Linked DNA regions of Homo sapiens: regions 1 and 3 are each linked to region 2. Evidence: chromatin loops called from intact Hi-C (ENCODE). Cell type or tissue: IMR-90. All regions are shown on one strand. Links, peaks and the distances in the headings refer to the core of each region. The heading gives the core; the rest is flanking DNA. Region 1 overlaps STX6 (syntaxin 6). Region 2 has its middle 32 kb from the start of LINC01732. Region 3 overlaps XPR1 (xenotropic and polytropic retrovirus receptor 1).

Region 1 (6,620 bases), core at 858-5,857, 160 kb before region 2:
TCAGTTATTTGACTGCAGATGATAAAATCAAGCTGTCATCTTAGGGAAAAAAAAGAACCAAGTTTACCTACACATCCTTGCCATTACCCACAGAGTAAGAGAAGTCTGGCCCAGAGCTAACCTTTTATGTCATTACGTTTCTTAATAAATGTAATAAATGTACTAACCACTCCCAACCCCAACCCCCAGTGTAGAGTGCCCTAAGAGTAAAAGAACTGTAATGAGGACAATCTGGTATCCAAATTCATTCAAGTGTGTTACTGAGCTGTTTAGCAACAACATATGTAGCAATCACCCTCAAAACGCAAGCTGCACCTCTGGGGAGGAAGCCCTGGTACAGCAACATCAAGTCGGCAAGGATCAGGAGCTGACCTGTGGCGACATCATTAACCCTTCCCTAAGCTATGCCAATGCAGAACCCTCTTGCTCTTTTTAATTGCTCCTGTCAGTTAAAGCCACAAGTTGTTAGCACCCCCAAACCCCAGGGTGTTTCATTATTTTCCATTAGTTATTCTTACCACAAAAAAAAATGACCTGGAAAAGCAATTTTATCTTAGCATTTATCCCTGAAAAATGAAACACTGCATTTTCTGTCACAAACTGTTTCTGAGCCTTCTGTCCTCAATAATCATCAGCTCTCAGGGGATAAGAAATGCTACAGCAATGGGAAACGAAACATACCCAGAAGCTCGTATTCCTGACAGGTTTCTTTAGATGGGACAGCGGTGCACTGTCTGAGCACGGGGAAGGGTCTGAGCAGAAGAAAAGAGCTGCCAAAGATGCATGGAATGAGCAACAGCAAAACACCAGTGGAGTCTGTAAGTCCCTCCTCAGCAAACGAGGTCCCGGAAGGCAAGGCAGCAGCTAGTTCTCCTCCGAACTGGACAGGCGGCATGGGGCTTCTGTTGTCCAGCTGCAGCCAGGAGTGCAGACATCTATTTCCTCTTCCCACTGGCCCTTCCAGCGCTGGGATGGAGGAGCCATGTCAATTGTGGGGTCACACGGAGAAAAGTCAGTGCAGCAGTATGTTTCCAGGATAGGAATGTGAGTAGACGGCAATGTCACACGTGCTCAGCTTCTCCTCCTCCCCTCGGTTCATATGCAGGAGGAACTCGCACCCAGAGGCCCCGCCGTCACAGCACTAAGAAGAGGATGAGCACAACCAACAGGACTGCAAAGAGGATGGCTATGGCACACCATTGGCGCCGATCTGGAAGGCAGGACATGGGGATTAGCTCTCACAGGGACTCCACATTCCCCAAGATACAGTTATATGGAATTTATGGCACCCTTTGAAGCAGAAAAGGGGCAGAACGTGCAAATGACGGGGCCATGATCTTACACCTGCCTAGGTGCCTGATGCTCTAATGCTGCTCTGTTCTTGGCCTGCACTTCGCATGCAGTCACAACTTTGCCAGTCCCCTGAAAATGTCTCGTAATAATTACATGCTTTGTGTCTCAAGTCTTTAATTAAAATCTGCGGATCTTAGCTTTCTGCTGGTAGTTAGCATATCCTCAAAAAAGGTGTTGGCAATGGTGTTACAGATCAAAGCCTGCCTGCTTTAATCTCCCATAAAAGTCAAGTCATTTAATTAAACAATAATCACATTCTTTTCTCAATGAGCACAACGGGAGGAGGGAAAGGAGATGAAAGCTACTGCTGGTCACTTCAGGAAATATACAGCTGAAAAAGCAAGCTCCAGTGAGACAGCATGATTAATTTCACACCACACCTAGTCAAGTAAGATTACTTAACTAGTAACTGTGTTAAAGTACCTTGTACAGCTCCTCTGTAAATGAAAGTGGAATTTTTTTTCTGAAACTTTCTGCCCTACCAACAATTTGGAACAGCAGGCACAGGAAACAACTTGACTAGAGTCCATCCAAATGGCTGAGAGCAGGGAGGCCCTGTGAGACAGAAGGGCCCAGACAGGCCCTGGGGGAGCCCTGCTGCAGCTCACAATCCTGTGGTCCCAACTCTACAACAGCTGCCCCGCAGGGCTGTTGTGAGAATTAAACAACACAACCCTGTCATACACACACTGTGCAATACCCAAACCTAGGGCACAGAGGATGCTGTCAACATCAGGATGCTTCCTTAATTTGGAGACATGTAGAAAAAATGAGCAGTCCTTCCACTGATGAGTTTTGGCATCTTCCACAAAGGGCCCGACTGATAACAGAATTCACTAGCGTATGAAAATGCAGTACAACCACTAGGAATAAGAGTTCCATTTAAATAGAAATATAAAGACATATTGATTCACTAAAGTTTCTTTGAAAGCCCACTGATTTTAGCACACTATAGTTATTGAGAATCACGTTGCAAAAAGATCTCAATCTATGAAAATAAACTGCTAAACTCTCCACAAGGCAAAACATGTACTTAAAATTATTTTAAATATTATGGATATCAAAGTCTTAGAACTGGACAAGAGAACTGCCACCAAATTATAAGTAAAGCAAGTACCTTCTAAGTGGTGATCACCTTGGTCTACCTCAGACATACTAGAAACTCATTTAGTTAACTCTGAGCAGGACAAAGACCCCAGGTCCATCACTCGTTGTTCTCAGGTAGGACTGTTCCAAAGGTCTAGGGAAGGCAGAGATGGCCTACTGCAGGTCACACTTTGACCTGTTTAACTATTACTTCAATGGTCAAGAAAACTTTTATAACTGGCATTCTCTCATCTGATTAAAAATGTTAAATTTTTAATTTCCAGCCAAGTATGTAAGAAGCTTAGAAGTCATCACTCTGTCGTAACAAGTAAAAAGCTGAACAAACTGAAAAAGCAAAACTCTTCTTAGATCCATCAGAGAAGTGAGGTCACATGGTAAACTGCTGCCCCTAAAACTGCAGAAACCTACAGATGCATACAGAGAATCACAGCTTATCAGAGCAGAAACCCACGAAGCAACAAACTCCATAGGAACCAGTGTTCTGGTAGGAAAACCTTAGCTTTAATTGATGAGTCGCTGAAGGCTCAGTGTGGACAAGTCTGAGATGAAAAACAAACAAACAAAAACACTCCAGGTGGACCCAGGCGAAGGGGACCCCCACACTTCTGTGGGTTTTACCTCCAGGAGCTTGACCAGGTTCTCAGCGAATATTGGGAAAAATCCCCTCATGCTTCCAGCAGGCGGAGGGGAAAAAGAATCACTACGAAATACTCCAGAGCACTCTGTTCTAAACAAAGTCTGCCCTCAAAAGAAACTAACCAGAGTCTGACTAACCTGGGGGAAGGAAAATACCCAACTCCAGTCTTCTCTAGCCATCCAGTTCCACCTAACAGTAGAAAAACTGGGAAGCACTAGTGAAGTTCACGGGCCAGGGGCACAGGCTCACCAGAGGCTAAGACCTAATCACAGGACTAGAAAATGCCACCCCCCGGCCTCACCACCCCATCTATGGTAAAGGTCTATTTACCACAGTTCCTTTTACCCAGTATATCATGTCCACTTTTCAACAAAAAGGTAAAAGGCACACTAAAGGAAAAAGCAACAGTAGGAAGAAACTGCATATGCATCAGAACCAGAGTCAGATACAGCAGGAATGTTGGAATTATCAGAAGAGGAATTTTTAAAACTATGATTAATATGCTACAGGCTTTAATGGAAAAAGTAAACAACATGCAAGAACACATGGATAATGTAGGCAGAGACATGGAAATTCTAGAATGAAAAAAATAGAGATCAAAAAGACTACACAAATGAAGAATGCCCCTAATGGGCTCATTAGTAGGCTAAACACAGCTAAGGAAAGGATCTCTGAGCTTCACAATTTGTCAACAGAAACCTGAAAAAAGAAAAAAAGACTGAAAAAAAACCTGGCACAGAATATTCCAGAAATGTGGAACAACTATAAGACTTACCATAACATCAATCAAGATAATGTAGTATTAGGAAAATAGACAAGCAGATCAATGGAACAGACAGTCCAGAAATAGGCTGACATAAATACAGTCAACTGATCTTTCACAAAGGAGCAAGTGCAATACAACAGAGCAAAGAGAGTCTTTTCAACAAATGGTGCTGAAACAACTGGACATCCATGCCAAAAAAATGAAGTTGGAGGCAGACTTTACACCTTAACAAAAATTAACTCAAAATGTATCCACAGACCTAAATGTAAAATGCAAAATTATCAAACTCCTGGAAGAAAACACAGGAGAAAACCTAGATGACCTTGGGTATGGCAATGACTTTTTAGATGCAACACCAAAGACACTATATATCCATGAAATAAATAATTGAAATTGGGATGTCATTAAAATTAAAAACTTATGCTCTGTGAAGTCACTGTCAAAAGAATGAGAAGACAAGCCACAGATTGGGGTAGAATATTTGCAAAAGATTCATCTGATAAAGGACTGTTGTCCAGAATGTATTATACAAAGAATTTTTAAAACTCACCAGTATGAAAACTAACAGCTTGATTTTAAAAATGGGCAAAAGACCTGAACAGACACCTCATCAAAAAAGAGATGGGGCTGGGCAAGGTGGCTCACACCTGTAATCTCAGCACTTTGAGAAGCCATGGCAGGCAGATCACTTGAGGTTAGGAGTTCAAGACCAGCCTGGCCAACATGGTGAAACCCTGTCTCTACTAAAAATACAAAAATTAGCTGGGCGTGGTGGCGCAGGCCTGTAATCCCAGCTACTTGAAAGGCTGAAGCACAAGAACCACTTGAGCCTGGAAGGCAAAAGTTGCAGTGAGCTGAGATCGCACCTCTGCACTCTAGCATAGGTGACAGAGTCAGACTCTGTCTCAAAAAAAAAAAAAAAAACACCATGAAAGAGCTGCCAGGGAAGCATACGAAAAGATGTTCAACATTAGATGTCACTGGGGAAAGGCAAATTAAAACAAGAAACAATACACACCTATTAGAATGGTCAAAACCCCAAACAGTGACAACACCATATGCTAGCAAGGATGTGGAGCAATATTAACTCCTAGTGGGAATTCAAACTGGTACAGCCACTTTGGTAGACAGGTTGGCAGTTTCTTACAAAACCCAAACATACTCTTACCATAACCATTCAGCAACCACATACCTTGTTACTTATCCAAATGAACTTAAAAACTTATGTCCATATAAAAACCTGCACTTTTTTTTTTTTTTTTTTTTTTTTTTTGAGACAGAGTCTCCCTCTGTCACCCAGGCTAGAGTGCAGTGGTGTGATCTCGGCTCACTGCAACCTCTGCCTCCTGGGTTCAAGCGATTCTCCTGCCTCAGCCTCCCAAGTAGCTGGGGTTATAGGCGCACGCCACCACGCCTGGCTAATTTGCACATGGGTGTTTATAACAGCTTTATTCATCATTGCCAAAACTTGGAAGCAACCAAGGCGTCCTTCAGTAGGTAAATGGATAAATTGTGGTACATCCAGACAATAGAATATTATTCAGTGTTAAAACAGAAATAAGCTATCAAGCCATGAAAAAGCACAGTGGAAACTTAGATGCACACTGCTAAGTGAGAGAAGCCAATCTGAAAAGGATCTGTGATATATGATTCCAACCATATGCAAGCTGGAAAAGCAAAACTATGGAGACAGTCAAAGGATCAGTAGTTTGGGGGTTGGGGGAAGGGAGGGATAAACAGGTGGAACACAGGATTTTTTAGGGCAGTGAAACAGCTCTGTGTGATGCTACAATGATGGATACATGTCATTTATACATTTGTTCAAACCCAGAGAATGTACAATACCAAGAGTGAATCCTAAGGTAAACAACGGTCTTTGCGGATGATTAATGATGTGTTAGCGTAGGCTGATTGTAACAAACGTACCACCGTGATGCTTGATGTCAATAGTCAGGGAAGTTATGCATGGGGGAAGGGGGCTATATGGGAACTCTCTGTACTTCCTGCTCAATTTTGCTAGGAACCTAAAACTGTTCTAAAAATAGTTTATTAATTTTTTAAAAAGATTAAAATGCTTACAATAATTTAAAACCACTTTGCTAAAATGATTAGTTGCGATTCTTTCAGGACAAAAACGGAGAAAGTATTCCTTCTCCAACCCCGCCCTCAACCTCACACACTCCTATGTTTACCCCCTTCCCTCAGGCATCTCGCTATTCTCAGCACCAGATTTCCAACACTGAACCAGATTTCCATTTTTTGGCTTTCCATCAGCCTCTACTCATGCCTCCTACCACCCTCCAATCACCTTCTCTTCCACAACTGTATTAAGTAGGAATTTTCACCAAGGAGAAGCATATACCACACAAGCCAGCACAACCCGAGGATGTTCTTTTAAAGCCGTTTTCCTCTGAAGTGGCTAAGCTGCCTCTACGAAGCATGAACTAGGTAACCCCAGGGAGCTGTTACCCCAGCAGACTTCTCAGCACTTCCCGCAGAGGCTTCATGCATAGAAGGAACGGGTACTAACCACAGGGGCTCTTGTGACCTCAAGTGGAAAGTTTTAAGCAGCATTGCAAGCTCAGGACCTGCCTCAAAAAGTCAGAGCGGAACAAAAGAACTCCAATGGTAGTTTTTTCTCTCTCTCAAAATATTTTTCTCCCCTAAAGAGAAAAGATTAATGGAATGTTGGAAAGTAAGAGGGAAAAAAATCTCAGTATCTACTTAAAATAAAATACTTCTGTGGGTAGGAGAATA
Region 2 (6,620 bases), core at 1,114-6,113:
CAACGGGTTTAGTGGCTTTAGGGAAGCCCCAGACATCCTAGAACAGAGAAGCCTTCCTCAGTTTTGTGTTTCAAACCAGATTTTAAAAAGTCCATAGCAAGCTAATAGTCAATAATTTTGAGAGCCTGGTTAATAAGAGGGATATATTTTTTCTACTTTCCAAGAAGATCCCTTCTGTAAATCCAGAGCAGAGCTGGGGGGATCTGAGCATGGCTTGATGTGTGAAGCCACAGTGGAGAGAACAGAGGATTCCACACAAAGGAAGTGCCTGCCCCACAGGAAGGAAGAAAAACCCAGCTGGTGCTGGGAGAGGCTTGGAGGGAGATTGACACAATGAGGGAGCAGGGTACCATGCTGTGTGCCCCACCCACCACCCATGAACTAAGGGTAGGGGCAAGGTGGTAGAAACAGCCTACATAGGTAGATAGGAGGTAGAAAGTAGAGGGGCCTGCCGCCTACTTCCCATTTGGATATCTGGGAAGAGAGTCCCTTGCAGGTGTCTGCAGGGCAGCCCCGGCATGGTGGAAATGCTGGCAAATTGTGTCCTGTCAGAGGAAGGGCTGAGACAGTGGCCCTTGCTTCTCCACGACCTGCATGAAGGTGTATCCGCGACTTCCCAGGTGCCTCCTGCGGGGCATAAGGAGGCTGGGAATTAAGAGCCAGCATGCTGCAGAGGTGGGCCTAGGAGGCCCCATGGCTGAGCCTCAGAGTGGACAACCAGAGCAGGGCCAGAGGGAGGATGTGGCTGGGCCCTAGAGGGTCAGCAGTGCCAGGGAGCACTGAGGAGAGGCCCGGGCAGCAGGGGGCTGGTCAGACCATACAAGAGCATGTTCAGGCCATTGCCTAACCCGAGAGAACAGGTTATAAACATCTCAAACCCAGCCGCACAGGGGCAGGAAAGGGTGTGGCTTAGGGACAGCATATGGGAAAGGCATTTAAGGGTTTTCATTCATAATAAGGTCAAAATGAGTCCCCAGTGTATTAAGATCTGTAAATAAATGAACAAGTTACAGTCTCCTCAGTGGAACCTGCTCCCATTCTTCTCAGGGCTGGTCAGCTCCCTTCCGGAGAATTACAGTCATGCTGGGTCTCCCTTCGAGACTGAACAGACAAACCAGACCCCCATACAGAGGAGAGTGGGGAGAAACCTCCACATAAGAGCAGCTTGCAAGGACTTGAGAACACACAGTCTGGTGAAAGAGAATTTAGGGGTGACACTGCTTAGGTTCTGTATGTTCCCAAGAGGAGACCCAATGCATGGATGTTATAGGGAGAGAGTTCAGCTCCAAAACCACTAGAACCATCTAATAATTCTAAACCGGCATGGGCTGAACCAGGACACTTCCTGGATATGGAGCATCCAAGCAGAAGCCAGAACACTGCTATGCAGGAGAGGCAGATGTCTGCCGGGTCATGGACCTGGACAACCTTCAACATTTCTTCCAACCTTAAGATTTTGTGAATCGCTGAATGAAATTCTAATTTTAAAGTTTCTGACTCAGAGGCAGAGGAGGCTCCTATTTTGAGTCAGAGTACCCAAATGCAAAGATCCCAGCTCCTTGGAGACAGACGGACCTGGCTTCTGAGACTGGCTTTGTCACTCACTAGTTGTGTGCCCTGGAGAACTTCCTTTCCCTTTCTGAATTGCAGTGTTCTCAGCTGGAAGATGGAGATATTTACCTGGCAGGGTGTTGTTGGCATTAAGTGAATCAATGTAGTAAACATGGCCAATTGTGTGTGTGCACACGTGTGTGTGTGTATGTGTGTGTGTGTGTTAGTGGGGGTAGGAGGAGTATAGGATGTTTGCCATGCTAGAAAATCGTATTATTGCCTACTGGTTAATTTTCTTTTTCCTAAGACCAGCTTACAGAGCAATGGAACACTGAGTTTAATGAAAAGATGAAACAGATGCTGATGTGGTGTGGACAGATACTGGTTTGAATCCTCTTAGCAGAGAAGGGAAAGTTCTGATATGGGGAAGATGGGGGAGGCACCTGTGACTATGCTGGAGGAAAGGGCAAGAGGAAGTCACCCCCTGAGGGCCACAGGTGGATACCCTCTGGTGCTGTACCTGGGCTTCTGGCCATGGGATGAGTTGAGCTGTGTGGTGCTCACTGTCTTTCCGGAAAGGAATGGGCCTGGACCGATCTGCCTCCCCCCATGACTATCTGCAGGTGACACCAGATCTGCAGTGACCTTCAGCTATGAAGTGGGCACAGGTTTCCTTTTAGCCCTCCCCACCTCGGCTTTCTGCACTTGTTCCTGCCAGCCCCCACTCCCTCTTACTTCATTCCTAATTCCTTCCTCCATCACATTTTTTCCCTTAGAAGCTCATGTACATAAGGAGGTATGAAGGACTGGTAAAGCTACAAGCCCGACCTCTACCAGGGATGCTTGCATTTCAACTCTCAGCCACTGCCATTCTCCACTGGGGGCCTCTCTCCCACAGTGTGAGAGTGTGGGTGGGCGTGGTGCAGCTGGCACCATGCTGATGTCTGTCTCTTTGCAAAGCTGACCTACCCTGGGTCAGGTCCTGGCTGCCTTGAGTACTGGGAGAGGGTGGTGAAAAACAGGCCCAAAGCTCTGTGGGGAGCAGCCCCTTCTCCCCTGGCCTTTGGCTAGGAGGAAGTGAGTGGGTCCTGCCTTGGGGCCTCCACTTCCGGGGCCTCGAGGGCTGAGGCTGACTCGATGATTCCTGGAAGGTGATGATGTCATGGTGACATAGCAGTTCCCCTCCCCAGCCAAAGTCAATAGGAGAGTGGGTGATGAGTGTCTCTCATTGGCACAGAGGCCCGAGGCTCTCAGGAATGACCAAGTCCACTGGCTTGTCCAGGCCACTTAACACCACATTCATCAATAGCTCCCTTCCTCAAATTCCTACAGCTCTGATCATCTGTCCCTTCGGCGATCCCATATTCTGGACTTCCAGGGCAGGCTTGATTGATTTTAAACGTTCTGCCCCTTTGTTTTTCCACGTCAACAAATTCACAAATCATAGAAATTCATCCCAGGTTGGCCTGTGCATCCTGGGGCTTTGGGGACACGGAGCCACCAGGCTTTCTCAGAAACAGAGCATGATCATGTGTACCCTTGCATCCCAGCTTCACATCTGCATGTCTTTTCAACAATATTAATAGCTTCTTTAGAATCAGCATCTGTGTCTGTTTCTTTTGTTTTCTCCAGGACTCCTCGAAGGGGCTGAGTGTGTGGGAAAATCTAAAAATGCTTATGGGGAGGGGGAGGTTAAGCTCCCCTTCTTGTCCTTGTCAAGGGCTCTCTCCCACTACTTCACTGGGGGTGAAAGGCGCATCCGCAACAAGGGCCCCGTGAGTTCATAAGGAGATGTCTTCTGCTTCTCTCACCCGTGCTTATTAAAAGGTAACCTAGTCCCGGTGTGGGTTTGGGAAAAACGCTGCTGGACTTGCGCGGGTCGGGGTTGCTTTTGGATAGCCACTCCCTGCACTCTTGTTTACCAAAGACCTGACTCTCTGACAGACTGCGTCAGACCCGCATGGAGTAAAATGGATCCTTTGTCAGCTGGAGTCTGAATTGAAACGCCTTCTCTGCGGCCCTCCCCAGACCGACCCCAGCGTTTTACAAGGGAGCCCTGGCGTTGCCTTACGCTGCCCGATGCTGCCCCCTGCAGGCGGCTCGCAGACACAGCCCGCTCCGCTGGGTGTGGAGGCTCAGCCTGTCCCACACAAATGGGTTTTCATCACCTAGAGTTGTCAGAGCAGCTAATAGCGCATGAACAGGAAGAAAATTAGGCTTCTCTAAGTGAATTGGGTGTTGAAAGACACTGAGATAAATGGTGGAGGCAGTGAGAATGACTGATGGTGTTTCAAGTCTGAAGTAATAAGTTGGGGAGGTGAGGGTTGGGGGTGGGAGGAGAAGGAACTAGTGTTTACAGTGACCATGTGATTTAAATCTGGGCTCACAACAGCCTCAGAGGCAAATGCTCTGAACTCCTGTTTAATGGATGGTGAAGTCGAGTCTTAGAGAAAAATTAAATAACTGCCCAAGATTATACAGCAATAAATGGCAGACCCAGGACTTGAACTCAGTGACCCCAGGCCTCTGTGACATCTGCTGTCCCGCCACCCCACCATAAGAGATCATCGTCCTGCCTGGAGGAAGATCCCTTTGTTTATGGGATGAACTGGGTTTTTTGGAATGAAGGGGAAACTTCAACAGGGAATTCTCTTCACTAAGACAGTTTGTAGCTGTAGCCTCTGTCATGTGATATGAGGGGTGTTTGGCAGATCTCCCTGCCTGAAAACATCTCCCCAACTTGCTCATCACATTGCCTGGAATTTTGCTAAAAGAGAGTCCTTCCTTTGATTAAGATTGGCTAAGTGGTACTCCTGTTAAATGAAAATGCAATTCCTGTGGGGGAGTCACAGGTTAAACCTTTAAATCTTAATTCAACCTCAGTGGAGATTAGCTCATCAGGTTGCTTCATCCCTGTGATAGAGAATGAAGGGTGTGGGGAAATTGGAGGACAGGGGGTGTGCCAAAATCTAATTTTATTACTAAATGTCTCAGAGACTCCTCAAACTGTACCAAATGAAACTCTTTATCTTCTCTCCCACACTCTCCCTTCTTGGACATTAAACAGGCTCAGAAATCCCTGCAGTGTCCCTCTCTCCTCCATCTGATGGTCACTGGGTCCTCCCCAGCCTGCCTCTGAAGTGGTGCCTGAATCTCCACCGTGCACCCTCACTCTGTGGTGTGCTCAGGCCCTCGTCAGTGTGTTTCTGCCCCTGAGACTTTACCCTTTAATCAAACCTCAGTGCAGCAGCAAATGAGAGCTTTTGAAAACATGAATCGGAGGATGCTGCATTTCCTCCTAAAATCTTCCTCAGTGCCTTAAAGAAAAGTGCCAATTCCTCAGTATTTTATACTTAGGAGAGTGTTCCCATCCTTCTCTCTTGCCTCTCCTCTGTACCTCTCATTACCACCCTCCTTCACCCCATTCCCCAGCCTGGTCATCTCATTCATAGCTCCATGCTTTTGTGCTTTGTTTTTGTCAGGAAAGCCCTTCTCCTTCAGTGGTCAGCTAACTACTCCTCCATGAAGCCATCCCTGATTCCTACTCCAGCCCCCAAGGAAGAGGTAAGTTTTTATGTCACCCCTCACTAAGCCCACACACATGAATGAATGGATGAGTAAACGAAGCTCAGCTGATGAGTGGACTATCCAGTTCAAAAGATGAGGTTGTTTCTGAAATGAATATAAACCAAACTGTGGCTACGTTTTTGAAGGTTGCTGCTATGATGCACTGAATGTGTCTGTGTGTGCATTGGTGGGATACAAAGACTCTGTTAGGGTAAATAATTTGATGGGCCTTGAACTTACACAAGCAGACTAGTTTCAGAACATTGCCATGGAGACGAATGAGGACTCAAGCAGCAGGGTACCACTTAGGCAATGACAGATTTTACAGAAAATGGGCTTAGATACACCTTTCTTGTCAAAAAATCTCCTAGCTAATGGGGAGAGTGCTTCAAGGCAGAATAAAAGCTTGCACCCTCAATGAACAAAAAGCTCCTGAAGTTAGAAAACCAGGAAGTAGCAGGTCAGGAAGAAGATAAATTCTTAGCGATAGACTGAAAGACAAATGGCCAAAGAGGATGTTGGGGCCATGCCATGATGTTAGATGGAGTTCAGCATATTATATTAGAAAATAAACAAAGGATGAAGATGTTTCAAATGTATCTTTATATGTTCTGTTGCGTGAAGTGAGGAAGCTGTTCCCTTGGTCCTTGGCAAACTGTTAAATCATTTATGTATTTATTTATTTATTTGAGATAGAGTCTCACTCTGTTGCCCAGGCTGGAGTGCAGTGGCGCAATTTTGGCTCACTGCAACCTCTGCCTTCTGGGTTCAAGCGATTCTCCTGTCTCAGCCTCCTGAGTGGCTGGGATTACAGGCACCCGCCACGATGCCAGGGCCATTTTTGTATTTTTAGTAGAGACGGGGATTTCACCATGTTGGCCAAGCTGGTCTTGAACTCCTGACCTCAAGTGATCTGCCTGCTTTGGCCTCCCAAAGTGCTGGGATTAGAGGCATGAGCCACCACACCTGGCCATGTTAAATCATTTATTACAGAACTAGGACTATATAATCTCCTACATAGCCACCATAGAACCTTTCAAGTCAGGGCTTGCACTTGGACACATCTGCCATCCAATCCACAGACCCCATTCAAAATTTTCAAGCTGTCCCAACAATGTCTCTTTTTCCTTTCTAGTCCAAGATCATATCCAGGAATACAAGTTGCATGGTTCTTGTGCCTCTTTAGTTTTCTCCAATTTGAAACAGTTTCTTAGTCTTTCCCTGTCTTTCATGTCATCGACTGTTTTAAAGAGTACAAACCTTTCATTCTGCAGGACGTCCCTGGGTCTGTCTAATGTCCTGGTGTCCAGACTTGGGTCATGCTCCCTTGATAAGAACACCACAGAAATGATGCTATTCTCATTTCAGCAAATTGCATGGGGTGGAAGGAGGAGACATAGGATGTCAATCCATTCCACAACTGGAACTGTTTATTTTGATCACCAGTCACGTACCAACGTTTGTCTGCCAGGTTTCTCTCCTATAAAGACCCCATTTACCCC
Region 3 (6,620 bases), core at 998-5,997, 260 kb before region 2:
TATTGTAGTGCCTACTATGTAGCTGACAGCGTTCTAAGCCTTTTACCTTTATTAAATCCTCACAACAATCTTAGGAAGTAGGTGCTGTTATCATGTCTTTTACTGATGACACTGAAGCATAGGTTAAGTAACTCATCCAAGGTCATTACAGCTAGCAAGTGGTAGAGCCATGATTTGAATCTAGACAGTCTCCCAGAGCCTGTGCTTTTAGATCGTACTGCCCATTTTGCTAAATCCCCTTGTCAGTTCTCTGTACTTATTTACCTTACTTTACTTCCCAGCAAAGCACTTTCTTCACTTGACTTCTCAGAAACTACAGTCTCCTGTCTCACTAGCTATTCCTTGTCCACTCCTTTACTGGTTCTTCCTCCTCCCCCCAAACTTTTAAGTGTTAGAGTGTTCCAGGATTTAATCTTCTGCCCTCTTGTCTCCTCTAGTTGTATTATTCCTAAACCTATTATGTGAAATACTGTCTTTATGCTATCTCCAGCCATAAACTTTCCCTTGAACTGCAGACTCTCGTCCACCTCTCTACTGAATTCTCCCATATCTAATGATTAGCTCTAACCTAACAGGAACAGCCCTGCATCTCTGATCTTAGTAAATGGTGTCACCTTTCCCTTAGACCAAAAACCCTAAGACGACTCACATCGCATGTCAGTAAGTCCTGTCAGCTCCATCTTTATAAATAAATCCTTTGTCTGTCTGCTTCTCATCACTTCTGTTATTACCACCTTTAAGTCACCATCATCTCTTTTCTGGACTGCTGCAACAGCCCTTCTAATTGGTCTGTCTTCAGCTGTTCTTGTCTCCCTTTGATCTCTTCACCATTCAGCAGGACCTTTTTCAAACAAATCACTTCATTCTCCTGTTGTTCTCTCATTGTTCTCCATTAGACCTAAAATTTAAACTATGGGTTATAAGGCCCTCTGTGGGTGGGCCCTCTTCCACCCCTCCATCATTATCTCCTGCTATTTTAACCTCACTTATTCTTAGCCCCCACTGACCTTGCTGTTGTTTCCAACTTGCCTTTTTATACTTGCCATTTTCCTCTGCCTGGGATGCTTTCCTCCAGGATTTTTACATGACTTGCTTCTTTGTATCAGTCAGGTTTTCAATAGCTGCCATGTCTTCAAAGAAGCTTTCCCTAACCAGTCTTAATGATGGCATACTCTATTCCCTTGTCCTGCTTTATTTTCTTCACAGTAGTTATCATTAGCCGATTGATTGTTTACTTGCTCATTGTCTGTCTCCACCACTAGAAATTACACCCCATAAGGGCAAAAAGGCTTTGAGTCATTCTGTGCCTTTACTGCCTTATGGCAGACATTCAGTAAATATTTGTCAAATAAGTTGAAAGAATGAGCACTCTAAAACTGCATTGCATAAGTCCCTCCCTTTTTCATAGTCTAGTCTTGTTTCCCTTACCCCCCCACCACCACCTCCCCGCAACACCATCTTTCCCTATTTTAATATTCAAGCCCTTAATTCTTTGTTTTTGTTTCCATGAGTGGAAACTTGATACACTGGGAGGTTTACAGGTAGCAGAAGTATGTTACAATTTCATAAGTACTTTGATCTACCCCATTTTGCTAAGGCGATTTGTGTGGAACTTCTTCCGCCTGGAGAATGAACATCTGAATAACTGTGGTGAATTCCGTGCTGTGCGGGACATCTCTGTGGCCCCCCTGAACGCAGATGATCAGACTCTCCTAGAACAGATGATGGACCAGGATGATGGGGTACGAAACCGCCAGAAGAATCGGTCATGGAAGTACAACCAGAGCATATCCCTGCGCCGGCCTCGCCTCGCTTCTCAGTATGTATGGCTTCTACTTCTGTGAGGCATATTTCCTTTGAGTTTTAGCATTGGGTAGCATGTAAGCTAAAAAGCTATCAGGTTGAACCAAATGAAATTGCCAATACTCAGCCATTTTTCACCTACAAAAAAACAGTAATAAGCAGCAATTCCATATGATACAACCTATGACTGTCTAAATGAGCACATAGAGTAAATGTCATCAGTGCATAACCTAGTAATTTGGCACTAAAGATCCACTGTCTGGAGGAAAAGGTTGTTGGAGAGTGATTTATTAATACTTGACTCTTCTGTGTGTTGTGTATGCAAATAATTTTTATGTTATAAACTTTAGGAATCCTGCCATCTATGCCTTGACCAAATGACTTAATTTCTGTTTTCTGCCCCCATCTGTAAATTGAAATTAATATGGTTCTTGCTTATAGGGAGGTTAAGTGGATTATATTCATTATTACATAGAACTTGGACCAGTTCCCTCACAGAAAGAGCCTACTAAGAATAAACTATTACTATTTTTATCTTCTTATTAAATACCTACAACAATATTTTTATCAGTCATTGACTACGTATGTTGCTAAAAGTTACCATAAATGTACAGTATATGGTGACTGCATATGAAATTTAGAGACAATAGATAGCACAGTAGATTGGAATGAAGGAGGCTTAGGTTGAGGATGAACGGTTTTCTAAAGGATAAGGGAGTGAATAGACTAGAGACACAGTAAAGAACATAAAGGTAGAAATGAAGTGCAGAAAGAAAAACCATGTGACTAGAATTATAGTAAGAATAATTTTGCTGAATAGATGAAGTATGATTGTAAAAGGCTGAAAATGCAAACTTGATCTTGTAGGCAGGAATGAGTCACAGATAATTTTTTTTTTTTGAGATGGAGTCTCGCTCTGTTGCCCAGGCTGGAGTGCAGTGGTGCAATCTCCACTCACTGCAAGCTGCACCTCCTGGGTTCACGCCATTCTCCTGCCTCAGCCTCCCGAGTAGCTGGGACTACAGGCGTCCGCTACCACACGCAGCTAATTTTTTGTGTTTTTGGTAGAGATGGGGTTTCACCATGTTAGCCAGGATGGTCTCGATCTCCTGACCTCGTGATCCGCCCGCATTGGCCTCCCAAAGTGCTGGCATTACAGGCATGAGCCACCGCACCCAGCCACGAGTCACAGAGAATTTTTCTGTAGAAGAATGACATTGTGAAAGTAGTATCCTAGGAAGTTTTAATAGCACTGTGTAAGATATATTAGGCAAGGGAAAAACTGAAGGCCAGAAAGCCAGATGAAAAGCTATGCAGTACTTCAATGTATGGGGCAGTGAAAATTCAGATCAGGATGCTTACTGTTGGACCAGAAGGAACATAAGGAGATGTTTTGAAGGAAGTAAGAAACAGGAGGTAGTATCAGTAACTCATTGGATATAGAGGAGTAGAGTAGAACCTGCTGAACTTTAAATAGAGATTTGGAAGTTCTCTGAAGAAGGCAGAGAAAAGCAGAGAGCAGGGAACTGAGTCTTAATCCCTGGCTCAACCATAGTAGCCAGGGAACAAACACAGACAAGAGAAAAAAAGAAAATAAACAAAAGAGGTAGGAATAGTCAGGGAGGTAATAGGAAGAGCATCAAAACAAAGCATGGTTGGTGCTGTGATCCCAAGGAAGCAGAGTTTGAAGAAGCTGGGGCAGGGGAGCACTGAGTGGGTCAGTGAGATAAGTGCCACAAAGGGCTGGAAGAAAATGCTAAGTGTGATTGGTGACCTCATTGAGCTCCTGATTTTGAAGTCTAATTATCCTTGTTAGTTACCAGCAGAGGGCAATCTAAACATATACTATTTCTGCTTAAAGAAGGGGCTCTTTGGCAATAGATTATTCTGTTCCATTTCAGGTGTTTAACGGAGAAACTCTGGGAAACCAGATTGCACCAAGAGTAAGACATTAGGAATGGAACAGTTGGTGTACAGCGGAGAGAGCAGGGAATCCAAAATAAGATCTGAGTTTCAGTACTGACTTTATCACTCATGCAACCTTTAGCATATCCTTAATGTGTGTGGTTTTTTTGTTTGTTTGTTTTTTTGAAACAGTATCTCGCTCCGTTGCCCAGGTTGGCTCAATGCAGCAGCACGATCATGACTCACTGCAGCTTCAACCTCCTGGGTTCAAGCACTCCTCCCACCTCAGCCTCCCAAGTAGTTGGCACTACACGCCTGCACCCCTCTGCCCAGCTAATTTTTTATTTTTTATAGAGACAGGGTCTTACTATGTTGCCCAGGCTAGTCTCAAACTCCTAGCCTGAAGAAGTCTTCCCTCCTTGGCCTCCCAAAGTGCTGGGATTACAGGCAAGAGCCACCACACTCAGCCACCTGATTTTATTGTTGGTATTTATAGTGGTAAATGGTTTATGTTGGGCTGAAATGTGCTTCACTGTAATTTCACTATAACTTTAACAATTTGATCCTATTTGGGCTCTCTCACATAACTTATAATGAGTCTCCTCCCTCTTCTGCATTGTATGTTGTCAACTCTTTGAAGAGAAATAACTGTTATGCCTCTCCTTAGGTCTTCTCTTCTGCTGGCTAACTCTTTTGGTTTCTCATGTATGCCTCAAGTGGTGTTTTATCTTATCCTCATCATCCTTATCACAATTTCTTATATTTGTTTTTTGGGGGTTGGTTGTTTTTTTTTGGAGACATGGTCTCAGTCTGTCACCTAGGCTGGAGTGCAGTGGTGTGATCATACCTTACTGCAGCCTTGAACTCCTGGGCTGAAATGATCCTCCTTCCTCAGCTTCCTGAGTAGCTGGGGCTACAGGTTTGCACTATCATACCTGGCTTTTTTTTTTTTTTTTTTTTTTTAAGACAGGGTCTCACTGTGATGCTCAGACTGGTCTCAAACTGCCGGGCTAAGGCGATCCTCTTATGTCAGCCTCCCAAGGAGCTGGGATTACAGGAACCAGCCAGTTTCTTAAGTTTGTTTAATGCTTTTTTCATCCATGTTCTCACTTGATATGCATACTGTCTCCATGAGGTGAAAGTGGTATTCAGTGAAATCGGTGTTACCATTCCTGCCTTACAGAGATGGAAACGGGCACTCAAAGGGTTAAATAGATGCATCATAAAATCAAAGTCAGGTGGCCAGGTGCAGTGACTCACACCTGTAAACCTAACACTTTGGGAGGCCAAGGCGGGCAGATTACCTGAGGTCAGGAGTTTGAGACCAGCCTGGCCAACATGGTGAAAGCCCATCTCTACTAAAAATACAAAACTTCGCCAAGCGTGGTGGCACATGCCTGTAATCCCAGCTACTCAGGAGGCTGAGGCAGGAGAATTGCTTGAGCCTGGGAAACGGAGGTTGCAGTGAGCTGAGATTATGCCACTGCACTCCAGCCTGGCGACAGAGCGAGACTCTGTCTCAAAAAAAAAAAAAAAAATCAAAGTCAGTACTCAAACCCAGATCACTACCTTCTGCGTTGCACATACCCTGCCATTGTTCTTGTTACCTTCCTCTGGTTGTGATCTAGTTTCTTAGTGTTTTTCCAATAGTATCTGAAATTGAATAGGAAACTCTAGAATAATCCGTCTGGTACAGCAGATAGTCCCTGTTTAGGATGTATGTTTAATGATGGTAAGACTGGAAATGTGTCTAATACTGTGAAAGTGTTTATATTTGGGTAATGGACTAAGTGCTTTTTGTCCCCCTTGTTACCACTAGATCCAAGGCTCGTGACACTAAGGTATTGATAGAAGACACAGATGATGAAGCTAACACTTGAATTTTCTGAAGTCTAGCTTAACATCTTTGGTTTTCCTACTCTACAATCCTTTCCTCGACCAACGCAACCTCTAGTACCTTTCCAGCCGAAAACAGGAGAAAACACATAACACATTTTCCGAGCTCTTCCGGATCGGATCCTATGGACTCCAAACAAGCTCACTGTGTTTCTTTTCTTTTCTTCTGGTTTAATTTTAATTTTCTATTTTCAAAACAAATATTTACTTCATTTGCCAATCAGAGGATGTTTTAAGAAACAAAACATAGTATCTTATGGATTGTTTACAATCACAAGGACATAGATACCTATCAGGATGAAGAACAGGCATTGCAAGGACCCTCTGATGGGACGGTACTGAGATATCTCGGCTTCCGCTCAGCCCGGTTTTGACTGGTTGAAACCGGACATTGGTTTTTAAATTTTTTGTCAGTTTATGTGGAGAATTTTTTTCTTTCCTTCATACCCAGCGCAAAGGCACTGGCCGCACTTGCAGGAAAAGTGCAACTTAAAGCAGTACCTTCATTCATGAAGCTACTTTTTAATTTGATGTAACTTTTCTTATTTTGGGAAGGGTTGCTGGGTGGGTGGGAAATATGATGTATTTGTTACACATAGTTTTCTCATTATTTATGAAACTTAACCATACAGAATGATATAACTCCTGTGCAATGAAGGTGATAACAGTAAAAGAAGGCAGGGGAAACTTACGTTGGATGACATTTATGAGGGTCAGTCCCACATACCTCTTTCAGGAGACAACTTGCACCAGTTTGACCTTTTCTTTTCTTTGTTTTTATTTTAAGCCAAAGTTTCATTGCTAACTTCTTAAGTTGCTGCTGCTTTAGAGTCCTGAGCATATCTCTCATAACAAGGAATCCCACACTTCACACCACCGGCTGAATTTCATGGAAGAGGTTCTGATAATTTTTTTAACTTTTTAAGGAACAGATGTGGAATACACTGGCCCATATTTCAACCTTAACAGCTGAAGCTATGCCTTATTATGCATCCACATGTATGGTCCCTGTAGCG

Evidence for each region. Peaks named below come from ENCODE experiments on the same cell type or tissue, not always from the same donor. Only the 100,000 strongest peaks of a DNase experiment are listed, where the experiment ranks them.
Region 1: a loop joins it to region 2, with 6 times the contacts of the local background. A loop is called at or near these places in 2 of 110 quality-filtered maps.
Region 3: it touches region 2 in a loop (5-fold over the local background); 67 of 110 quality-filtered maps call a loop at or near these places.

What each region holds. Positions count from the first base shown.
Region 1 is chr1:180,975,437-180,982,056 of GRCh38, forward strand. STX6 (syntaxin 6) reads right to left here. Exons shown (of 8, transcript NM_005819.6): 8 at 1-1,210. The coding sequence ends at 1,134. Among named protein-coding and RNA genes, the nearest start is that of KIAA1614-AS1, 24 kb to the left of the region's middle. RefSeq lists a silencer at 6,252-6,331. In IMR-90, for the core only: no CTCF peak of the experiment used is centred there; no DNase peak of the experiment used is centred there.
Region 2 is chr1:181,139,023-181,145,642 of GRCh38, forward strand. No RefSeq gene overlaps it. Among named protein-coding and RNA genes, the nearest start is that of LINC01732, 32 kb to the right of the region's middle. RefSeq lists enhancers at 2,100-2,600, 2,510-2,589, 2,601-3,101 and a cis regulatory region at 2,405-2,954. In IMR-90, for the core only: a CTCF peak has its summit at 3,641 (motif pointing left); DNase peaks (open chromatin) are centred at 2,749 and 3,559; H3K4me3 peaks cover 214 bases; H3K27ac peaks cover 1,794 bases.
Region 3 is chr1:180,878,479-180,885,098 of GRCh38, forward strand. XPR1 (xenotropic and polytropic retrovirus receptor 1) reads left to right here. Exons shown (of 15, transcript NM_004736.4): 14 at 1,598-1,819; 15 at 5,528-6,620. The coding sequence ends at 5,588. Among named protein-coding and RNA genes, the nearest start is that of LINC02816, 25 kb to the right of the region's middle. In IMR-90, for the core only: a CTCF peak has its summit at 3,629 (motif pointing right); a DNase peak (open chromatin) is centred at 3,643.